Linked DNA regions of Homo sapiens: region 2 is linked to region 1. A link is a contact called in ENCODE Hi-C or POLR2A ChIA-PET data. All regions are on one chromosome and are shown on one strand. Each heading gives the region's core, a stretch centred on a gene start or an enhancer-like site at or near the end of the contact. The rest is flanking DNA. Distances are from core to core; before and after follow the strand shown.

Region 1 (7,698 bases), core at 1,709-4,208:
TAGATGCCAGCAGCATCCCCACTCCCCCATTGTGAGAACCAAAAATGTCTCCAGACATTGCCAGATGTCTCCTGGGAGGCAAAATTATACCCAGTTGAGAACCATTCATCTATACAGTATTATAATATGTCTGGGGAAAATACATTTTACTGTAAATAAATAATATAGGTTGTGTTTGGTAATTAAAAAATATATTGTTACTAAACAAGATGAATTACAGGATTATTTACTTGCAGAAATATCTGACTGTTGACTGCTTTTAAATAAGGTGTTTCCCCCAAAGAATGTAACATAGCTCAATCTTTAAAATTTTTCATATAAATTTTGGGGATCATATCACTATGTGGAAGGAGATGCCTTGCTTGCTTACTTAAGCCTCAGGACATGTGTTTATGGATATAATCACTTATGAAACCAGACCTCATATTCTTTTTATATTATGTTATGATTAGCCACTGATATGTGTTTGCCTTTTTGATTTTTCACATGCATATGCAGAAACATGTATATGTATATATTATGTGACTAACACAGTGAAGGATATGAAAAGTATGAAGACAATTTTGATTATAATTTTCTCATTTGACAAGTTCAATTTTGAGGTACCATCAACTTGCCTTTAATTTTCAATTTGTATTCTAGAATTCCTTAACCTCTTCAGAAGGTTTTCATGGTAGATACATTTAAAACATTCAAATAAGTTGTTTATAGCACCTGTTCACCTTCATGCTGCCTGATGTTATTCAAGTACCTATGTGTGAATGGCACTTTGATCTGGAATTCTGTGTTAATTTGTCTAGTGGCCATAGCATTTACAGAAATAAGCTAAAATGTTTTCAAAAGGACTTAAATTGTAATTGGCCTTTTGGTTTTTGATTGCTGAGTTTTGGAATTCTATGGTTGATATAAAAAAAATCTAGACACTTGTGACTTACTAAGGAGTATCTTGAAAATGTCTCAATTCTGTTATTCAGTGGAACTACCATTCTCTTTTGCCCCTATGACCTCTGATGGCTGAGCGGTGTTAGCCATATACTGTGTGTCTTTTCACCTCTTCTTGCCATCTCTGTGGGTCACTGGGCTCCTCTGGAAACTTCTGTAGGCAGGGCAGAGGTTTCCTTTTGTGTTTCCTTTTAGACCATGCCTTAAGAAGTATGGTGTGACTTCCTTTATTCACTAAATGTCTTTCTGATAAGCTGTGCATGAATTATATGATTGGAAAGCAAATCATATTAGAATCCACTAGTGGAGTCTGGCTAGGATATCCATTGTAATCCTCCTAGTAAGTCATAAGATCTATTCACAATCACCCCTTTAGTTATGCACGGTTTCCTTAAATCATAATATATCTTGTTAGAGTTTTTAAACTACTAATGTCCATTCTAGTATGGTGATATGTATGATAGCTGTGTCCTGCCTGGATTCATGCAGTCACATATATATGATATACCTTTTTTTGAACATATGACAATATGCATAGCCCCTATTTGGTGAACTGTCTTCTCTACAAATTATAGCCTTGGTGCTTTACAAGGTTAAATAACACAGTCTCTAATTTAAGTAACAGTGAGAACCAGGAAGATTTAAACAGTCTGAGTCAGGCACACATAACCCTACCCTCAAAAGCACTCATAGCTAAGTGGGGGAATCTTGCTGAAGTCTTGTTAACTTCCTGGGTTTCAAAGTCCCACTTCCAGGTACCATGGATGAGGCAGCAGGCATGCAATTACAGAAAAATAAACCTTTAGTCAAACAAAAGAAGCCACTGAAAGAACTGAAAACCCCTTCCTAGTCCCAGCTAAATTCCCAGGGAAGATTTAGGACCTGTGTTTGTCCTGAGTTAGTGGATGGTCTTGGCCAGTTTGCCATCTGTAGTGGTGAGTTGAAAGGGACTGTGGGCTCTGGAGGCTGAAAGGGAGTGAGCAGGAACAACATGAAACAGCAAATGTCAGGGAAGTCAGTAAGCCCTGAATCTTTTATGAGACCTTGGATATTCTGATCACAGCTCCGCTGGCATCGAGATTGGAATACAGATTATGGGAGGGAGCGTCTGTGACATGAAGCCCTGGCTTAAATCTTCCCAAGGTTTTAACGTGCCTTACCATATGAATATTTTGTTATTTTATTTGGCAGTATTTCCACAGGAGGCCAGGAAGGAGAGCACTGAGTAAGCCAGGGGTAGGGCAAATCTAGAGATGGGAGAGATTAGAACAGTATTGTGGCTAATGAGACTAACACCACTGAGGTGTGTGTGTGTGTGTGTGTGTGTGAGAGAGAGAGAGAGAGAGAGAGAGAGAGAGAGAGAGAAAGTGCTGAATCCCCTGTAATCCTGTCTCATACAAGGCCCTGGTGCTAAAACCACTGTAACTGTTTATGAATTCACTCCAGCTACATAGTGAGAGGAAGGAAAGAGAATAAGAAGAACCCAATGCTGGAATGAATTTATGCTTAAGAGCTTGTCTCGGGAATGCAGCTGGGTTTAAGAGTCGCCAAGCCAAGACACCCTTTTTGGGAAAAGGGAAAAGAAAAGGAAAGGAAGATAAAAACCCAGGAGACTGGAGGGACAGTGGGAGGAAGAGGAAAGAAAACGTGCTGCTCCCAGATGGGGAAGCCTTGTCTGAGTGAAATGGCATTATAGGTTGTCTGGGTGTTAGCCCCTTAAAGTGGTTTAATTTCCCACTAAATAGAGATCACTGTGAGGACTAAGAACCAAGCAAATGCTTTCGATTGCGCTATCTTGATTAGAAGCCCTGCATTAAGGCAAGAGCATTGGCAGAGCCCGAGAGAGCTGAGGCACCCTGAGGCATGCAGCAAGGTCCATGGCAGGCTAGACTTCAAGTGGCTTTGCCGGAGCATGACTTACAGCAGATTTGATGGCCTGGATTTTGCTTTTCCACACCTGTCCCCATCTGGTAGGCCATGCTGTCTCGTAGCCAACCTGCAAGTCAGTTAGGTGAGGCCGAGTGACCTCAGCCTGATGCAGGCCACAGAAGCAGAGCGAGGCAGAGTGACTAAGTGACTGCTGGAATCCTAGTAAAGCAGGGATAGGAACCAGAGTTCCTGGACTGCACGCAGCCTTTTCTTTGGTAAGAGAGGTTGACTACTGTAGTAGCTGTGTAAGGGGCAGATAGAGATGAGTGAGAGATGGTCATTCCTAAGTAAGAAATATTTATCAGATGACTGTTATGTGTCAGGAGCTGGGCTAAGTGCTTTACACATATATAGTCTTTTTTTAAAAAAAATATTTTCTTTTCTTTTAATTTAGTTTCAGGGGGGTACATATGCAGGTTTGTTAACATAGGCATATTATATAATGCTGGGGTTTGGGCTTCTATTGAATCCCTCACCCAAATAATGAACACAGCACTCAAGAGAGTGTTTTTCAGCCCTTGCCCTTTCCCTCCCTCCTCCTTTTTGGAAACCCCAGTATCTATTGTTGCCATCTTTACGTTCATGTATACCCATTGTTTAGCTCCCACTTGTAAGTGTGAATGTGCAGTATTTGATTTTTTGTTTCTGCGTTAAATCACTTAGGATAATGGCCTCCGGCTGCATCCATCAACATATACAATCTTTACAACAAATATATGGCACAGGTACTGTGATTATATTATACCCATTTTAGGGATAAGGAAACTGAGGCTAAAGAAGTAACCAAGACAAAGTTAGAAAATGCCAAGTTTGAATCTAGGCTATCTCCAAAATACTTGGCCTTGAACACCCATTTGAGCAGGTTTGCACTGAATCTGTTTCTTCATTTTAAGCACTACTTATTGAGTGCTGACTGTATGCCAGGTACCATGGTAGGTGCTGGGGATACTGACTAGAGGAAGACAGTGTCCTAGTCCTTGAGGTGTACACACAGCCGCGGAGACACCCCAGCAAATCAGCGATGGCAGTGGTGCCATAGATACTCTGAGAAGTAGTCACGGTACTCATGGGGCCTGCTACTTCATAATGTCAGTGACGTGGCAGACACAGGAAGGCTGCAGCACACCTAACTTTGTTGGTCACTTTTGTCTATCTGCTACTCTCAAGGCTCCATTTGTCTCTGTTGTGTAACTCTGAGCAAGCTAGTCTTCTTTCTAAGAAAGTGGAAGCTGATCAGCAGAAGGTGGCCATGGACAAAATGGGAAGCAGGACCGCTGGAGAAATAGGCCCAGTTGCTTATTTCAGGAAATCCTCTAGTCTTGTTCACTCGAAATTGTGCAAGGACAAAGCTGGGTCCATTGAAACAGAAAGCATAAGAAAACAAAAATAGAAAAAGGGGGAAAAACACTTTAAGTTGAATAAACAACTGCTGAGCCAACTCATGAGTTCAGCGGGGGATTCTCATGTTTCCAGGATATTTTCAGATTCTGATGGCAACTCGGGAAAGACCACTGTAACCTTGAACTTTGTCAGAGGACCGAGTTTAAGACCACCAAGACATTTCACGCAGACCACCCACTGCAATTTCTTGCATAGGTCTGCTGGCCAGTCTCTTATTAATACTGCAAGGCAACCTAAACTATATTTTGTTGGGAAAGTGGAAGAGCGAAGGCAGGTGTTGAAAAGCCATGAAAAAAAGAATTAAAACAAAAATGTGCCTCAGGCTCCTTTCAGCTGGCAGCAGAATTTCCGTCATCTTTCCCTTTTGAATTTGATATTATTGCAGGAACATTACCACGGACTCAATTTTCACTTGACAGTGAAATACCAGAAGTCGTCTCGGGTCCGGAGTGCTGTCTGCATCCAGTCCCTGTTAATCTGCAGAAGGAAAGCATGGAGATGGGGTGGGTGGCCAAGCTGACACAGGCCTCTTCAGGCTGCTGGGAAAGGGTGCTCCCTGGGTGTGAGGCCCAGGAGTCCCTAGAATTGCATAGATGCAGCAGTGAGCAGCCCACCTGGGTGTGAATCATAGACTTGTTTTGAGAATTAAATGAGCAAATTTATGTAGAATGCTTAGGTCAGTGTCTGACACATACACCAGTGTTCAGTGAGTATTACCTATTGTGACTGTTTCTTCGTGGGCAAAGCAACATCATCCTTTCTCTGCAGAATTTGAAACTGATGTCAAAAGAAGAGGGAGGCAGCAGCATCACACATCAGAGGGAATTTCTTTTAGATTCATATACCGTTTTTCCATTTTCTCTTTTCAGTTTTTTTCTTTCTTATAAGAAAGACTCCAGATGTTGAATTTAAACTGGGGGATGTCTTCAATGCCATTGAATATATTGAGCGTGTAGGCAGGCAGTGGAAGGTGCTGGTTTTTTTCTTTTTTTTCCTTTTTGTTTTTTGAGATGGAGTTTTGTTCTTGTTGCCCAGGCTGGAGTGCAATGGCGTCATCTCGGCTCACTGCAACCTCCACCTCCTGGGTTCAAGCGATTCTCCTGCCTTAGCCTCCCAAGCAGCTGGGAATACTGGCATGCACCACCACACCTGGCTAATTTTGTATTTTTAGTAGAGACGGGGTTTCTCCATGTTGGTCAGGCTGGTCTCAAACTCCCGAACTCAGGTGATCTGCCCGCCTTGGCCCCCCAAAGTGCTGGGATTATAGGTGTGAACCACCACGCCTGGCGGTGCTGGCTTTCTTTGGTAAAACGGAGAAAAGCCTTGAGGGTTTAAGGAGGAGAGAGGGGAGTAAAATAGAGAAGAGGATCAGGAAAAGAAGAACAAGTTGAGGATATTTAATTATTTGAAATATTGTGAAACATGAATATTGATGAGAAGGATGAACAGGGATGACTAAGTGCAAGGCAGGGCGTGATGGCTTACCTTCCTCCAAGTCCCACCTGCTGTTGTTGACCCCATCTGGCCAGCCAGGCGTGAACCTTAGTCTAGCAACAATAGGGGCAACACAGAGTGCATCTGCTGCTCAATGCAGGGAGAGATGCACTCTTCATCTTGTACCTTCTTGCTGTCAACCCTTTCTCTTTTTTTCTTCTGCTCATTTCTTACCACTCTGTTTATGGTAACATTTGAGGGGGGAAAATACATCACCCTATGAAAGAACAGGGTGGCTGCTGACTTTGTACCAACAGCAGTGAACCAGGGCCTAGTTGTCAGCAACCAAGACCTCTGCTGACCCAGAAGCAGACAGGTGACCCTTTCACCAAAACTTCAATCATCAGTCTTCTCTTTTCTTTTTTTGAAACAGAGTCTTGCTCTGTCGCCCATGCTGGAGTGCAGTGGCGCGATCTCGGCTCACTGCAAGCTCTGCCTTCCAAGTTCACGCCATTCTCCTGCCTCAGCCTCCCGAGTAGCTGGGACTACAGGCGCCCGCCACCATGCCCGGCTAATTTTTTGTATTTTTCATAGAGACATGGTTTCACCATGTTAGCCATGATGGTCTCGATCTCCTGACCTCGTGATCCACATGCCTTGGCCTCCCAAAGTGCTGGGATTACAGGCGTGAGCCACTGCGCCCGGCTAGTTTTCTCTTTTTGTCGTGTCTACCTTCCTACTTGCCTCACACCAGTCAGTTGGCTTTCTGTGTCAAGCCTGAGGAATGAATCTCATGAAAGAGCATTGGGAGAGCGGAGATTTTGGAAATTGCTTTCAGAACACAAAATCCCACATGCGTGGGCTTGTTCCCTGCAAGCTTAATCTTGCCTGATGTATATGTGTACATGTGGAAGGCTGAAGGAAGTGCTATAAATGCCCCATTCGTAAGTATTCAGCCATCGTGTGCTGAAAGCCTGCCGTCTGCCGGACACTGAAATGTGGCCTTCACAGGCCGAGGGTCTTTAAGAAGCATGGCCGTGGGGGCTGAGAGCAGGGTGGGGTGACAGGACAGGTTACTGAGACTGAATTTTGTCTGAAGAGTAGGGAGAGCTGTAGTGGTTCCCCTTTGCTGGTTGTTGGTTTTTGTGTGCCCCCCCACCTCAAACCCCCCCACCGTAAGAGAATCAGAAGGGTCCCATCTGCCTTGCAGGGAAGGGTCATGGTTGGTGACTGGTAACATCTGGGGGAGGGGCCACTTCATTATGCCACCCAGAATATCAAAGCAGCTTAGGCGTTGGAACCCAGGGAAGGAAGAAGAGATTAAAAAAAAAAAAAAAAAGCCCCACTGCCAGTCGGGCAGCTCTCTGTCTGCTGTCTGCAGGCTGCTGCTACCCACTCGTTACAATTAAAATGAAGTGTCCGTCAGCGGCTATCTTCTCTGTGTGGCCCATATGTTTCTGAGCTGATACTGTCCGGATTATTCTGTTCGGGAAAACGATAACGGCTGTTTATAACCTTGGCAAAGACTGAGGCCTAATCAGGCTGGAGCACATTTTCACCGACTGGCTGATAACAGGCTGTTAGCAGCCTTATCGCTCGGGAGAGATAGGCCAAAATAAGCAGATCTGTGAGCACAGGAGCCCAATCGAGTGGTACACACTCTGGCCCTGGCTTTATTTTTAGATTTTCCTTTCCCGGTTGATATCGGAAGGCACAGAGGCAGGAGGTGGGGTGGATAGTAATGTGTGCCCCCTTGGGGGTCAGAGTGAGGTGGAGGGGGATGTTAATCACCATGAGAGGCAGAGGGTCAGCCCAGCTTCCAGTGCTCCGGGCTCCCTTCAAATGAGGGAAAACACGTGCAGGTCTTAGGAGACAAAGGAAGGGAAGTGACTGTTTCCTGGCCTGGTGTGTGGGCCCGTTGCCTGTTCCGTTCAGCGTCTCCGTGCAGTTGGACTTTCCACCTAGGCAGGCAGGCATAGGTGTGCGGTTCTG
Region 2 (7,698 bases), core at 2,886-5,385, 40 kb after region 1:
AACAACAATAATACTCATGGTTATACCAACATTTTTGTAGCCTCCATAGGTACCCAGTGCAATTCAAATTCAAATGCCTCATTAGATCCTCTCAGAACTCTTTAAGACAGAGGTAGGGTCTCATCTATGGGAGAACATCCTGATCTGGCGGGATCCCCTCTGCATCCCCAGTAGCTAGAAGAGTGCCTGGCACAGAGTCATTGCCCAGTAAATAATTTCTCCCCACTTTCCCATAGGCACTGTCTACTCAGGGACATAAGGGTCAATTCAAAAAAGACTGCAGACGTGGCCTCTGCTCTTAGAGAGTTGTTGATCAGGAGGTAGCAGATAGGTAGGTAATCTGAGGACATTTTTTTCAGCAGCATAGGCAAAAATTGTATATATGTCCCAAACCTTAGTTGAGCTATTGGGCTCTCATCTTATCTAAGAAGACAGTGGTGGGGGTGGTGGTGGGTGGGAAGAGAAAGGAGGGATTGCGTCTTGGTTGATTGCCCGTCACCTGCCAGACTCTAAGCCATGTAATACACCAAACTTACAAGGTAATGTTTTTATTCTCTACAACAGACTTGCAAAGTACTGTTTCTATTCCCATTTTCAAAGACCGGGAAACTGAGTCAGAGAGCAGCAGAACGTTGCTGAAGGCCACATATCTAATGAGTGGCAAAGCCGATATTAAAATCCATATTTTTTTCCGCTATGCCACATTGCCTCTCCAAGGAAAAATAGCAAAGCAGGAAGTTTAGACTATATAGTGAAAAATAGATGGAAAGCATGGGCCACAGATTGAGCAATGGCCTGGAAATTAGAATTACTGAATTCTCTCTTTTCTCAACACTGCCCTGGGACTTTCCTTTATCATCGCAGACTGTGTATTAAAAGTCCTTTGTAAAGGATGGAGCCCTATACAAGTGATATTTCATCTATATAACTGTTATAGATAATAACAGTTTTATCTATAACTACATTTCTACCCTTATAAAATTGGGTTAATATTATTTTTTCACCAAAGTGCTCTAATAGCATGTTGGAAAGTGCTCAGAGAACCACAAATGATGAACCTTTTAAACATCACCACTTGTCAACGCAGGAACTGTGTAAAGTGATTTGAGGTCTTCTAATTGAGCTGCATCATCTAAATTTAAAGCACCCAAAGAAGGTAGTAGTAATAGCAACAATATCAGTTCAATAGTAATTAGTAATAAACCTAGTCAACCAGCTACAGGCTGGGCTAAAGCTTCTAAGCATTTTCTGCCAGAGAGAATTTACTCCTGCTCTGAAGTGTCTAATAAGGACATTAACAGAGCTGAGAGCCCATCTGCGATAGGACTTTTCCAAGAGCCTTCAGAAAAGTCTCTTAATTCTGCTGTGTGCCTTCATATATGCATACATGACTGAACGTAACTGACCTGACATTGCTGAGTTCCATTCTCCAAATACTCTTCCCAGTGCAGCCAGAATTAAATCATTGAGTCATGTGCCTCTAGAGGATCGTTCCTATTGGCCCCCTCCATACATGGTAAATATCATGATCAAACAGTCACTGACCTGTTGCTCGCACATGGCCCATGGCATCACCTAGAGAGGCATACGATTATTTTATAATAGAACATTAGTACATGTATATTTTTAAATGGCTATTCTAAGTATTTCAAAATGAAGTGTTAAATTAATTTTCCTTCAGCCAAAGAAAAGCTAGAAAAGTCAGCTTTTAAGTTTCAAAGTATGTAGAGGTATGTTTCCTGTGTTTGGCATCTTGGTCATGCAAGAGGTTCAGTGCAGACTGTATAGGGTATAGTTATAAGAAGTACCTCACTCGCAAGTCTCAGTTGCTTAGCATGAAATTCATAGGTAAAAGTGGTAACAAGTAGTAAAATTGTAAATGTAATTTGAGAAAGCTATGGTAAATAGTTGTCTTTTTTTCCTAAACTATTCTTTTTTCTTCTTCTTCTTCTTCAAGATGGAGTCTTGCTCTGTTGCCCAGGCTGGAGTGTAGTGGCACGATCTCAGCTCACTGCAACCTCCACCTCCCAGGTTCAAGTGATTCTCCTGCCTCAGCCTCTCGAGTAGCTGGGATTACAGGCATGTGCCACCACGCCCGGCTAAGTTTTGTATTCTTAGTAGAGACGGGGTTTTACCACATTGGCCAGGCTGTTCTCGAACCCTTGACCTCATGTGGCCAGGCTGTTCTCGAACTCTTGACCTCGTGATCCACCCGCCTCAGCCTCCCAAAGTGCTGGGATTACAGCCATGAGCCACCACGCCTGGCCCTTTCCTAAACTATTCTTATCTCGATTTTTATCAGCCCTCATTTTGATAAAGCAGTTTTATATTGCTTTTATGTGAATTATCTCCTATGTTTTACAGAGAATTCCAGTGGATTCTCATGGTTCCAGTGAGTGCATGGGGTAGGGCTGATGGGGTTGCTGGCAGAAGAGCTATTACAAGATCCTACTCTTCTGATGTAGGGCCATTTGGGCCTCTTTTGCATATCGGGCTTCTTAGTAATCTTAAGAAAGGAGTTCATGTTTCAGGAAATTCTTTTGAAAAATCACTGCATTTTTTCATTTCATTCTCTCCAGAAATCTTTGAGGAGATATTGTTGTTCCTATTGTGCAGGTGAGGAATTGAGGCTTAAACAGATTGAGTTTCCAGAGAGTACCTAACTCAAAATTTGCTGAGTACCAGCTCTAATTCTGATCTTCTGACTCTACCATTTGTGTTCTTACCACTAAATACTGCTAGTTCCTTTTTCCAAATTTGAAATACCAGTAAATTTGAGAATGATCTTTTTTAAAAAAATAGGCTTAGGCTGTAGAGAGTACTATGTTTGTAACTCTCCTACTTATGTAAATTTAGCATCTGTATATGTATGAATCATGTATATATATATATATACACACACACACATATGTATGTATGTATTTTATATACATACATATTTCAAAGTACAAAAAGGTAGACTGAAGCTATTCACAGAAGATAACTTTGGTCATGCTTATATTCTTGGCCTGTTATGGATGTAACATAACAGTATGTTTCTGTATATTTTGTGTTCTGCTAGATAGACTTTAGGTTAGAACAGCCATTGACTTTGTGTGTCCTTAAGGAAGTAACTGTGTCTCTCTGAATCTTGAATGACCACGGGCACACTGGAAATGAAAGTATTTGCCAGTTTCCACATGAAAAGTGAGTAAAGCAGGATTTTGCTTGCTGTCTCTTCTTAGGCTCAGGGTTAGAGCAACTGTAAAATAATTAATAATCCTCTCATAGAAAAATTTGCTGGACTTTAATGATGCTTAAGTAATCTAGGACTCAACCTGAGATACTATGATACCAAGGTAGTGGCTATCTATGCATTCACAGAGGAATTGTGTCTAGCCCTAGGGTATCCTGGGGCTAGACAGCTTTAGAATTTTGTTTAGATTGGAGGTTGAGAGCTAGAAGATAAAGGTTTACAAATTAGAACAGCAACATTTTTTAATCCACCTCCCAATTATACACAAATCATGAGTATGCATCATAAGTAAATGATGCATGCCAAGCAGTTCATGAAAAGAGGTGTACCCACTATTCTTACTCCAAAATGATCAAGTTTAGCCATTGTGATAAACAGTATGGGCACCATTCGTGTTTTTGCTTTTGAGTTTTTGTTTGTCAAGCCACAGCTAATTATACAAGCAGACTAGCAGGATTTGAGATGCAAAGTGTTAAAACTAATAGTGTATGTCAAATCCTTTATTAAAAAGTACATGATAAAGAAAGATCATGTCACACCATAAATAGTAATTGTACAATACAAAAGGTGTGTGTGTCTCCAGGGTACGTGGAGAGCCAGTTCATTGAGGTTCGACTGACTTTCCTCGCCTCACGTTTCCTGCTGGCTTCTAGAAGCAGTCATGTGGATCAGAGGCCAAGAGATAATTAAGTGGAAATAAGAACTCTATATCCGGCCTCTTTGGAAAGAGGTAGCAAATCCTCCTAATCAATTCTGATTCCTGCCGGCTTTGTTGCCTAAGGTCAGCTTAACAGTCATTAGAAGAGGTCACGGCAGGCTCTGTGATCTCTATCATCTAAGGTTAAATAATACGTCATTAAAAGGGTCAATCAGAAAAGAGCAGATTCTTTCCCTGTGATTCACATATTTTGCAGAAGCTTCTGGCTTGGAATTTCTATCGCAAGTTTCAAATCTCACAGCAGAAATGTTTACACATTGCAGTTTGGCTGAATTCAGAGGAAGCTTTCCTGGATCTCTGATGAGAATGAGAATTGTGGTCATGGGAAGCATATGGCCATGACATTCATCCCTTACTCAAGATAAGCTGAGGAGCAAGGTCAACACATTGCATCAGACCTCAAATGAAGACTGGAACATATCACCCTAACCGCATGGGACTAGGATGGGGTGAGCACTGGGGCAGGAGCAGTGGTGTGTGATGGAGGGGTGGAGGAATCTTTCTCCACTCCAAGATGGGATCAGAAATGTAGGAGGAAGCCAAAAAGAGCAAGCTCACCACTCTTGGCATATTTTTTCCACCTTGACATTGATAGCTAGACCTCACTCCTGGTTGGGAAATTTTCTAAGCTACCAAGAATAGGAAAAAAATCAACCATAACTAAAGCCCTTTGAGATATTCTTCCTTGTCTTCATGAACAGGACAATATTAAAACATTACAGAAAGTCTGGAAAACAAAGGGAAAAAAAAGCTGATAGCCCTGCCCTTCAAATATACAACTCATTGCATTTTTAGTAATGCCCCCTTTCAGTTTTTAATCTATTTGCATATATAATATATTAGCTAGCTAAAATTGGAACATAAACAATATATATCTTGCTTATTCATCTTACAACTTAATACAGAAATTTTCTGTTACTTTATTACTTTTTATAATTATTTTTAACAACTGCTTAATATTTCTCAGATAGAGTTTTAAGTATTATTACCCTACAAATAGGTGAAAGTAATGATGAATAGCATTTAGTATAGCCAGTCCTGGATAGACACAGAAAGAAAATGATACATTTTTGTTTTTCTCCTCCTTCAAATTCTGCCAAATGCCACTCATCAGCAATATAATAGTGAAATAAAGTCCATATTCAGGTATTTGATTTGGAGTTGCTGGAGATTTTTGGTAGATTTAATTCTTCACATGATTAACCCACTGTTATTAGCAAGGCTTGGACCCTTTGACCACAAAAAAACTTTTTAGAAGTACAGTAGCTGGGGGATGATTGGATGGGTGAGTGGATGGATGGATGGGAGGCAGAGCAAAAGGGAGAGAATGAATTTGTCATTGATCAAAGCACTGTGCATGGCTTAGGAGAACCGTGGACCAAGCAGGCCCGTATAGATGATCCACCCTGTCTGATGGTGATTACCAGCATCTGACAGATCAAGAGGATGTGGGAATGAGGGTTTGAATGAATGCAGATATTCATCGCTTGAGCCCAGGAGTTCCAGACCAGCCTGGGCAACATTAGTAAGACTGTGTCTCTACAAAAATAAAGTAAATTAGCTGGGCAAGGTGGCACATGCCTATAGTCCCAGCTACTTGGGAGGCTGAGGCAAAAGGATCACTTGAGCCCATGAGTTCAAGGCTGTAGTGAGCTATGATTATACTGCACATTAGCCCGGGTGACAGAGTGAGATCCTAACTCCAAAAATCGGAAGAAAAAAAAAAAGAGCTTTCAAACTGGGGGCTAGTTGGTGTGTGTGTGTGTGTGTGTGTGTGTGTGTGTGTGTGTACATGCACATGTGCATTCCCTGAATGCTCATTGCTAACTGTGTGTTGGCCTTTCTTACTAAAATGCATGTGTATATGTCTTTGTGTATGTATGAAATATCTGAGAATATAGTATTTAGACCCCATTAGTGAGGGTAAAAATATACAGATAAACTATATCATTTATGATTCTGATACGGCTACTGTCAAAATAACACAGTATTTTGACAGCTGCTTTATCTTTACTCTCACTGACTACAATAAGAAACTAGTTTCTTAGCAACTAAAATAAATTCTCAATCAGAGCTTAAAAAAATTTTTTTTAAGCCCACAATAGAAAAAATAGACCCATAGTTGGTGTCTAGGCAAGCTATTCCTATTGAGTGGGAATGAAATTTATCTGAAACATTCTGATACCCTTTGGCTGGTCCAGCTGCCCTTGGTTAGCACCAGTGGGGGCAGAGACAGTCAGAAGTAGCTTTCAGGAGGCTTGGGAAAAATGTTCATTGTTCTTTTTCTTTGTTTCAGTGGGTTCTTTTTAAAAACCATTTCTTATGTTATATACTAGGCTAGAAAGTACTATAAGAACTAGTACATAAGATCTGGAACAGAAAGCCTGCATTCAGATTTGTCTTCACTGTGACTTGTAGGCAGTGGCTTATATATCAGTTAATTAGCCAAAATGATAGCGGTAGAGGCTGGGGAAGCAAAAGAGAAATTTAGCTACTTCAGGCCTGTTGTGTTATGTCTTTAAAACATTTTGAAACCCCCTAAGGTAACAATTTTTAAATAGGGTCTAGGGATCCCCAACATTTCCAGGGAGACTATGAGGTCAAAAGTATATTGATAATGATTTTAAGATGGTATTTGCAGGCTGGGTGCGGTGACTCATGCCTGTAATCCCAGCACTTTGGGAGGCTGAGGCGGGCGGATCACTTGAGGTCAGGAGTTCAAGACCAGCCTGGCCAAGATGGTGAAACCCCATCTCTACTAAAAATACAAAATTAGCCGGGCATGGTGGTGCATGCCTGTAATCCCAGCTACTCGGGAGTCTGAGGTGGGAGAATCGCTTGAGCCCAGGAGGTGGAGGTGGCAGTGAGCTGAGATCACGCCACTGCACTCCAGCCTGGGTGACAGAGTGAGACTCTGTCTCAAAAAAAAAAAAAAAAAAGATGGTATTTGCTTTATTTACTCTCAGTCTTTTATGAATGTGTACAATGGAGTTTTCCACAGGCTTCATGTAATATTGTCACAGACTGAATGCAGAAACAAGAGAATCTGGCCATCTTCTTTTAAGTCAGACCTTAAAAAGATTTGTAAAAATGTAAAACTCACTCTTCTCACTAATATATTTGTTTCAAAAACATTTTTTATAGACATGGGTTATTTATGTTCAAATGTAATGGGTTTATTGCCCCCCTTTTTTTTTTTTTTTTTTGAGACAAGAGTCTTGCTCTGTCGCCCAGCCTAGAGTGCAATAGGGCAATCTTGGCTCAATGCATCCTCTGCCTCTGGGTTCAGGTGATTCTCCTGCCTCCGCCTCCCGAGTAGCTGGGGTTACAGGCGCCTGCCACCACGCCTGGCTAATTTTTGTATTTTTAGTAGAGGCAGGGTTTCACCATGTTGGCCAGGCTGATCTCAGACTCCTCACCTCAGGTGATTTGCCCACCTCGGCCTCCCAAAGTGCTGGGATTATAGGCATGAGCCACCACGCCCGGCCAGTTTATTGCTTTTAAATGAATTAATATTAAAAAATTCTTTAGTCTCAAATTTATGAATATTGATAAATATGACCTATATAAACAGAAGCTATTTGGAGTCCTCAATAGTTGTTAAGAATGTAAAGGGGTCTCAAGCCCAAAAGATTTGAGAAACACTGCTTCTAAAAACTGGCTGTCTGTACCTGTGTGTGATTCATAGGTTTGGCAAAGTCACCAACACTATTTCCTTTCAAATGCCAAGGGAGATTTTAACGTG

The links. A loop is a pair of places that touch in the nucleus more often than their neighbours do. ChIA-PET counts read pairs that join two places held with the same protein, here RNA polymerase II (POLR2A). Pooled maps may share reads with other maps.
Region 2: a map of PC-9 shows a loop between it and region 1 (6-fold over the local background). The contact joins two enhancer-like sites. A Hi-C loop is called at or near these places in 13 of 168 maps with a recorded cell type or tissue (A673, K562, PC-9 and 8 more) and 6 of 50 pooled maps. POLR2A ChIA-PET finds 5 or more read pairs at or near these places in 5 of 52 experiments (A673, GM10248, HEK293T and 2 more).

What each region holds. Positions count from the first base shown.
Region 1 is chr1:164,705,150-164,712,847 of GRCh38, forward strand. All of the region lies in intron 2 of PBX1 (PBX homeobox 1), which reads left to right. Among named protein-coding and RNA genes, the nearest start is that of PBX1-AS1, 66 kb to the right of the region's middle. Within about 2 kb of position 2,959, at least 19 of the 41 ENCODE cell types and tissues checked have a DNase peak (open chromatin) inside an H3K27ac peak, as active enhancers do; they include PC-9, gastrocnemius medialis and sigmoid colon, where a contact is called at or near this core.
Region 2 is chr1:164,744,441-164,752,138 of GRCh38, forward strand. The region is part of intron 2 of PBX1 (PBX homeobox 1); the gene reads left to right. Among named protein-coding and RNA genes, the nearest start is that of PBX1-AS1, 26 kb to the right of the region's middle. RefSeq lists enhancers at 3,489-4,688, 3,821-4,340. Within about 2 kb of position 4,136, at least 10 of the 41 ENCODE cell types and tissues checked have a DNase peak (open chromatin) inside an H3K27ac peak, as active enhancers do; they include PC-9, gastrocnemius medialis and sigmoid colon, where a contact is called at or near this core.